Linked DNA regions of Homo sapiens: region 2 is linked to region 1. The links are chromatin loops, found by intact Hi-C in ENCODE. Cell type or tissue: Caco-2. All regions are shown on one strand. Links, peaks and the distances in the headings refer to the core of each region. The heading gives the core; the rest is flanking DNA.

What was found. A loop is a pair of places that touch in the nucleus more often than their neighbours do. Peaks named below come from ENCODE experiments on the same cell type or tissue, not always from the same donor. Only the 100,000 strongest peaks of a DNase experiment are listed, where the experiment ranks them.
Region 2: a loop joins it to region 1, with 6 times the contacts of the local background. A loop is called at or near these places in 1 of 110 quality-filtered maps.

What each region holds. Positions count from the first base shown.
Region 1 is chr9:110,910,317-110,914,715 of GRCh38, forward strand. All of the region lies in intron 5 of LPAR1 (lysophosphatidic acid receptor 1), which reads right to left. Among named protein-coding and RNA genes, the nearest start is that of LPAR1, 130 kb to the right of the region's middle. In Caco-2, for the core only: no CTCF peak of the experiment used is centred there; no DNase peak of the experiment used is centred there.
Region 2 is chr9:110,967,628-110,972,026 of GRCh38, forward strand. All of the region lies in intron 4 of LPAR1 (lysophosphatidic acid receptor 1), which reads right to left. Among named protein-coding and RNA genes, the nearest start is that of LPAR1, 69 kb to the right of the region's middle. In Caco-2, for the core only: no CTCF peak of the experiment used is centred there; DNase peaks (open chromatin) are centred at 2,644 and 3,794.

The DNA of each region.
Region 1 (4,399 bases), core at 95-4,094:
CAAAGCTTGGATAACACATCTGTTTATATCATGGCTTACTGAATATTTTAAGCCCATTGTTGAGACCTGCTAAGAAACAAAGATTCCTTTCAAAATATTACTGCTCATTGACAATGTACCTAGTCGCCTAAGAGCTCTGATGGACATGTACAGGGATATTAATGTTGTGTTCATGACTGCTAACCCAATATCCATTCTGCAGCCCATGGATCAAGGAGTAATTTTGACTTTCAAGTCTTATTTAATAAGTATATTTTGTAAAGCTAGAGCTGCCATAGATAGTGATTTCTCTGATGGATCTTGGCAAAGTTAGTTGAAAACTTTCTGGAAAGAATTCACCATTCTAGATGCCATTAAGAACATCCATGATTCATAGTAGGAGGCCAAAATATCAACATTAATAGGAGTTTATAAGAAGTTCATTCCAACCCTCATGGATGACTTTGAAGGGTTCAAGACTTCAGTGGAGGAAGTTGCTGCAGATTTGGGAGAAAGAGCAAGAGAAAGAGTCAGAAGTGGCACCTGAAGATGTAGCTAAATTGCTACAATCTCATGATAAAACTTTAATGGATGAAGAGTTGCTTCTTATGGAGGAGCAAAGAAAGTGGTCTCTGGAGATAGAATATATTCTGGTTGTCAGTGTTGAAATGACAACAAAGGATTGAAAATATTCCATCAACTTAGTTGATAAAGCAGCATTAGGGTTTGAGAGGATTGACTCAGATTTTGAAAGAAGTTTTACTGTAGGTAAAATGCTATCAAACAGTATCACATGCTACTGAAAAATCTTTTGTGAAAGGAAGAATCGATCAACGTGGCAAACTTCATTACTGTCTCATTTTAAGAAATTGCCACAGCCACCCCAATCTTCAGCAACCACCACTGTCATCAGCCAGCAACCATCAACATCAAGGCCAGACCTTCCACCAGCAAAAAGATCATGACCTGTGCAGGGCATGGTGGTGCACGCCTATAATCCCAGCACTTTGAGAGACCAAGGCAGGTGGATTGCTTGAGCCCAGGAGTTTGAGACAAGCCTGGGCAACATAGCGAGATGTCATTTCTACCCAAAATACAAAAGCCAGGCATGGTGGTTCACACCTGTGGCCCAGCTACTTGGGAGGCTGAGGTGGGAGGATTGCTTCAGCCTGGGAAGTAGAGGCTACAATGCACCAAGACTGTGCCACTGCACTCCAGCCTGGGTGACAGAGGAAGATCCTATCTAAAAAAATAGTGGAGGATTTGAAAAAAAAATTAAGAAGCAGACTTAAGATACTTTAATTTTTTTAATTTAAGAAAAAATATTTTCAAAAGATTATGACTTAAGGCTCAGATGACTGTTAGCATTTTTAAAGAAATAAGCTGTTTTTAAATTAAGGTATGCACATACTTTTTTAAGACATACTACTATTGCACATTTAATAGACTATATTACAAACATAACTATCATATGAACCAGGAAACCAAAAAATTTGTGTGACTCACTTTATTGCAATATTTGCTCTATTGCAGTGGTCTGGAACCAAATCTGCAATATCTCCAAGGTATGCCTGTATCTTTCCCATATGCCTATTTCCCAACTGAGATCAGAATTAACACTTATAATACAGAAAAGGGCTGGGTGATTGTTTTAACGGCCAGCCGGAAAGCAGAAAGGCTAGGGAGACAGTATCTCAGTCTAAAGAAAACCTAAAAGGCAGAAACCCTTGGGTGATAGGAAGTGAAGGTAGGTAGATAGAAGAATAAACGTCTGGGTTACTGAGGGCTGTGGGAGGGAGAAAGGAAAGCACAGTATCAATGCAGAAACAGTGTGACTACATCACAGTTTTTAAATACTTAATAATAGAAAATGGAAAGAAAAACAACTTCTTTCTAAGCACATCCTACTTTTGACCACCCATGTGGCCAGATCTCTTTGCTGTGACCCTCTCCATCATCGAGGTGACTAGAAGTACTTCACATTACAGAATTGTGCAACTTGTGAGCTTGAACATTGCCAGGAATCTCCACCTCTCAAAGACAATTCTGATTTCTTTACAAATGCAAATATTTGATCCCTGACCCAGAGATAGAATACAAAACTTTAAAACTCTTATCTTCTCATGACAGTTTTAAAAAAAGAATTAGTAGGGGGCAAAGACCTTTTGGCTGACTACAGAGTTTTCTCATTTTTTTCTTCTAAAAGCAAAGAGAGAAGAGGAAACACCAAATGAGCTTCTCCTTTCACAATAAAACCCGTTTTCAGACATTCGTCATTCTGGGAACATTGAGATTTTATTAATGGAGATAGTGTTTGGATATTCAGGCTTTCATCAACTATAGAAGCTGGCATGGTCTAAATTTGAACAAACTATTGAAATATAGCCATAAATTTCTTGCTGGAGACAGCGTCTCCATATTACAGTTTTTTTCATGACGCAAACAGTGTCCAAGGAGAAGGGCTAGAGATTCCATTCTAAATGCCACCAGGACATTCTGTTCTTCCTTCTTCACCCTCCAGATGAGAAGGGTTCCTTTCAGTTCAAAGGATGCTAATCTTGCCTCTCTTGGGACTGTCCCAAATAATAAACAGGCTGACCTTAGCTAAACAGAGCAACTGGTCAAACCTGGGAAGATCAGATTTTCAGCCTCAGAAAGCACTGTCATACGAACAAGGTTGGGAGGTTAACAGCATTAAGCCAGTTACTCTTTAGCACATCCTATGAAGTGGTGTCATGTGTGCTATTTGTGCTATTTCCCAGAGGAGGAACTTAAACTTGAAAGTAATTGACTTGTCAAGCTCCATTCAAACTGAAGTCTGTATTCAAATCCAGATCTTCCAGTATATTCCCTGACCTAGAAAACCATCTGGGATATAATAGATACCATCTATCTAGGAATCTAGCTATGTATCTACGTAGATACCTCTTGTTTACATAACTGAGGCGTTGAGCTGTCTGACTCCAAAAGTGTTTTTCTGCCAGACCATGCTGCATAGAAAGTACAGACTTTTAGAGCATCTGTTAGATTAAATACAGGTTTCCAACAGGTAGTATTTACCACTACTACAAGTCAGCCAAATCAGAAAGGTTCATTATCCTAAAAGAAATTAAAATCAGTGCCAACCTGTCATAATATACATACACACAATTTGTTTCTAAAAGTCTCTAAATGAAAGTTTTGCAAAAGTATTGATGAAAGGTATTTATATATATATGTATATGTACACACACATGTGTATCAAGTTCATTTTAATAAGTATATATATATATATCCATTTTTAGCTTTAGATATTACAAAACTATGTAATAATCAGAGTAGACCAGCAGATAAGCCTAATTAAGTATGCCCACAAACAAAAAGCACATTCTGAATGGAACAAACCAAGTGAAGTGGAGTTATGGAAAATAAGACTAAAGGACAGGCTGCAATGTGATTTTGGAAGGACGAGAACATTAGGGTAAGAGATTTCTGCTTTCCTTCTTAGGCAGTGGGGATCCATTTAAATTGTTGAGTAGGAAGATCAAAGTGGCTATTTTGTAGAATGTAGATGAAAGGTTACATGCTCAAAGAGGAGAGAACATCTAAGAAGTTCAATGGGTGCCTGCTATATTTTTCCACAAGAAAGCTGGCTATTACCAGACTGTATGAACAAGACACGTCCAAGCTTGACAAGCATCACTGACTTATTTTTGGCAGGCGATTTGGGACAAAAAGAAGTTCCCTCATTGCTTTTTTCCTTTGGTTCCTGTCCTCAAAGGATGACAGCATCTCAAAAGGCAACTCTTCCCAGGAGAAAGCAAGCTCCACACCCAAGAACTTACAAACTCCTTTGCCTGATTCTAATCCTGTTTCCCTTTGTCTTATGTAGCTGTCTCCCTAACTTTTAAACCATTTTATCACTGTGTACACAAATGTCTTTGTGTTAATCTGTTTTCATACTGCTAATAAAGACATACCTGAGACTGGATAATTTATAAAGAAAAAGAGGTTTAATGAACTCACAGTTCCACATGGCTGGGGAGGCCTCACAATCATGGTGGAAGGCAAAAGGTACATCTTACATGGCGGCAAGCAAGAGGGAGAATGAGAGCCAAGTGAAAGGGGTTTCCCCCTGTAAAACCATCAGGTCTCATGAGACTTATTCACTACCACCAGAACAGCACGGGAAAGACCCACCCCCATGATTCAATTAACTCCCACCAGGTCCCTCCCACAACACATGGGAATTATAGGAGCTACAATTCAAGAAGAGATTTGGGTGGGGACCCAGCCAAACTATATCAGTCTTTAATAAATGTGTTTCCACAAAATCTCTAGAACAATTCTGGTTGTGAGGATAATTCTTGGTTTCCTTCTTTCCCAGGCTGAGAGTCTTATCGAGGAAGGCAGAATGCTGATACTGACATGGAAGATGCCT
Region 2 (4,399 bases), core at 185-4,184, 57 kb after region 1:
GACAATACCAGGCTAAGGTGACTGAGTGAGCTGCTTATTATGCTTGCCTAAGAAGATGCTATATCTAAATTATTTTTACCTTCTTTGAACTTGGGCAAAACTGATAATAAGAGAGAAGACATCAGTAGAAGCTTCGGGGCAAGGGCAAGTCAGCCTTGGACTAAATTTCACTGTACAAATTACATGTGAGGAATTGACATATAATTAGGAGGCCCATCATTGGCCAAAGGATCCTGGGAACCAAGTGACCCAATGGTCTGCATCTCTCCAGAAGAAGCTATCTATCTCTATGACCTAATGTCCCAGTGTATAGCTGACTCCTTCCCCGTGGGCTTAGTTCCCCAACCATCAGAGGCTGCCACTATTCCCAAAATACGGTGAGAATAATGCAACTACCCTGGTTAAGGTTAATTAATAAACTTGCTCAATAAAACTATTATCGAAAGTCAGAACTTGAACCCAGGTCTATTTCAAAGGCTGGGACCATTAAGCTAACAAAGACTTCTTTTAAGATCAATGTTAAATTCATTAATACGGTTTGAAAGACCCTGTAAAATCTCCAACTTTATAACCTAACCCATTTATGCTAATTCTAGCACTTGCCGATTTCTGCAGTATAACTATTCCATGTGGCTGATTTCAAGCTGCTGGCATGAAGTCAATTGGCTCGCGAAATTCCTGAAAATTTAACAATCTGCTTCTGTGAGTTGGTATAGGTGGCTCTAGGGACATCACTGTTTACAATCTCATGCCCCACTGTAGTGCAACCATCCAAAACAAAATTCTAAATGCTTTGCTCCCTCTCTCTCTCTCTCTCTCACACACACACATACCTTGGGACACTTGACATTCACCTATGCTTTTTCTTCTCCTTTACCAAAATAACTCATATTAATTTGTCCTCAGCCTAGTGGTCTTCCTTCAAGAAGCCTTCCCTGATCCTCTAAATCTTTTCTTGGGTCTCCACTTTCCTCCCAGAGCACCCATACTTCCTGTATTTGTGCATTCCTGCATGGGTGACAAAGCGTTGTAACTTTTTGTTTTATCTGTGTATCTCCCACTATATCTGTAAACTCTGGCAGGGCAAAACTTATTTCTCTTATTTATTCTTGTATCCCCCAGCCCTGCCACAAGGCTTGCTGAGCAATAATAACAATGCTTGCTAATATGCACTGGGCAATATGTGCCCAGAATATGTGCCAGGCACTATTCTGAGCTTTATAGAAATTATTTCATTTCCGCCTTAAAATAACCCTATCAGGTTGGCTTCATTAATGCTATGCTCATTCCGTGGGTAAGGAAATAGAGGCACTAAGAGGGTGGATACCTTCCCCTCAGGCTCAGGTAATTAGTAAATTGAAGCAGGGTGACTGGTGAGCCTATGTGCCTCCCTCAAGAAACCAGTGTTTCTTGGCCATATTTTTTTCTCATTAGTGATCCTTAAGGAGAAAAATTAATTACATTTAAATTTTTTCTAATGAGAAAAAACTAAATACTAAGGAATAAGATTTTGTTGGATAGAGGTATAAGCTCTGGAGGGATTTTTTTCATCTCCCAAAACCCAATTTTTGTCCTCTTGGGGCAATATAACTATGTTAAGAATGTATGTTCTAGGACTTTCATTATCCATTTCCATTAATGTACCATATACTTCTCCCTAAAAATACACAGTCTTGTTTTAGAATTTTAATGGTATCTTCCCATAAGTACTATTTTGCGTCTTGCTTTCTTTTTCCTCCATACGATATCTTGGAGTAATATATAGCTGTGTAGACATCCTCATTTTAAAACTACTGAATAGTGGTCGGGCGCAGTGGCTCATGGCTGTAATCCCAGAACTTTGGGAGGCCAAGATGGGCAGATCACCTGAGGTCAGGAGTTTGAGACCAGCCTGGACAACATGGTGAAACCCCGTCTCTACTAAAAATACAGAAATTAACCAGGCATGGAGGCACACACCTATAATCCTAGCTACTTGGGAGGCTGAGGCAGGAGAATTGCTGGAACCCAGAAGGTGGAGGTTGCAGTGAGACAAGATCGTGCCACTACACTCCAGCCTGGGCAATAGAATGAGACTCTGTCTCAGAAAAAAAAAAAAGAAATAAATAAAATGACTGAATAGTATTTCAATCATGTCCACATTCCTGAATTCATTAAGTCTTTCTACTATTGGATATTCACAAAATTTTGTACTTCTTGGTTTGCAACCAATGCTTCAATGAATATCTTTATACATTCCTTATACACTCCTTGGGCTCATGTGTGAGTGGTTTTCTAATGTAGATTCCAAGACAGGAGCAGGGCATGTGCAGAAGTGTATAATTTTAATAGATACTGTTGAATTACCCTCCAGAGTGACTGTACCAATTTACTTTCCCACAGAGAATTTACGAGAGTACACATTTCCCCCAGTGATTGTATGAAATAGAACCTCTTTCTCCTTTGGGCAGTGTTAAACATTTTAATTAAATGAGTCATTTAGAGGTATTTCTATTCCTCACCAGCTGATAGGAGCTTGTGTAACAGAGAAGATATATAGATAAGAAGATGCTGTTGGAAATGCTGAAAGATGACAGCAGCAAACCGGGATGTGGAAATGCCCTGTCTAGAAAACCCGCACTAGCCTAACTCACTTCACGAAAGGACTAAGAAGAGTCATTACATGGGAACAGCTGCAGTGGACTTTGAAATGGTGACCTCAGGTAACAGGCACTAAATCTCTTTGCCCATTCTCCAAGTCTCTCAGACACCAAAAAAGTCTATTGAAGATAAGGGAAACCAAACACCCAAAGTAAATGAAGTGTTGAAAGGACAATGGTCCACTTACCAGAAAGAGGAATGCGTATGACGATGGTAACACTAAACATTCTGGAAAATAATACTAAAGGCCTTAGTACTTTATTCTTTATTCATATGATATGAATAAAGGGCTTTATTCATATGATAAAATCCCAAGGTTGATAACAATGATGACATCCCAAATGGTGTTGAGGAGAAAACACTATACTATATGAGGGAAAAATGCCCCTTGTTCTCCTTTTTCCCTCTCCTCCTTCTCTCCTTCTCTCACAAACACACAAACCCCTACTTAAAATACATACAAAATTGAATAGCCTGCAAAATCATACTGAAAAAAACAGTGTGGAACAACGTTCTGTATCAAGTTCAAATTTCAATCAGTATGGCTCTTTCTTGAAAGTATGCTTTTTTCTTCAAAGTTGCCCGAGGCCGGGCACAGTGGCTCAGGCTTGTAATCCCAGCACTTTGGGAGGCCAAGGCAGGTGGATCATTTGAGGTCAAGAGTTCAAGACCAGCCTGACCAACATGGTGAAACCCCATCTCTACTAAAATACAAAAATTAGCTGGGCGTGGTGGCGGGCGCCTGTAATCTCAGCTACTCAGGAAGCTGAGACAGGAGAATCGCTTGAACCCAGGAGGTGGAGATTGCAGTGAACCAAGATCATGCCACTACACTCCAGCCTGGGCAACAGAGCAAGGCTCTCTCTCAAAAAAATAAATAAATAAAAATAAAGTTGGCCAAAAAATGATTGTCACAAATAAGAAAGGAGGTCACACTATAGAAAGAAGATAAATGAAGAGTAAATGGGAAACTACACTTGCTGAGCACCTCTGTATGCCTCATGTATATGAACCATCATTTTATCCATATAACCATCATGTGAGGAATGATTACATGAGAGGAAACTGAAGCTGAGAGAAGCTAGCATGACTAGGGCTCTTTATCCTGCAATCAGAGGAGCAGGGATGTGAACTGTGGCCTTATGACTCCAAAGTCTGTTTCCACATTGTACCCTGCTGCCTGGTGAATCTGAAAGAGTCCAGCCAATGCCTGATTAAATCAGGCTGTAAAATCATCTGAACAAAGACCATGTCCCTGCCGTATTACTGCTCTTCACTGGACAGAAAAAAATAACTCATACGATTGCTGCTCAGAAGTTTCTGGAATTGCATTTTGTTTCAAAGTTCCTAGAACAGATCAAGGCAAAAGAGTAAGTATAGGAGGAGGACAACAAGACAGCCCTCAGAAAACTTGTTATAAAATTAGATCCATTCTGATATATTTCATTAAACCCCACCCCACCCCCCGGCCCACAAAAAAGCCAAGAGAGGAAAAGCAGCAGGGTTTACTACTGACTTACTTTGATTTAGAGTTTGATGCCTATAATGTCAGACATCCTAAGCACTGAAAACCAAGGCCTCCTATGAACAGAGGCCAGTTCACTAAAATCACTTGTTCATTGTTCCAGCTGCTTCCTGAACGAAATGGCACCTCACTCACAAAAGCACCATTATTCGAATACACACCAAATGATAGCGAGAGAGATATACATGATCCCTAGAGTCAAATACACTTCCTGAAACCCAGTTTAAATATTTG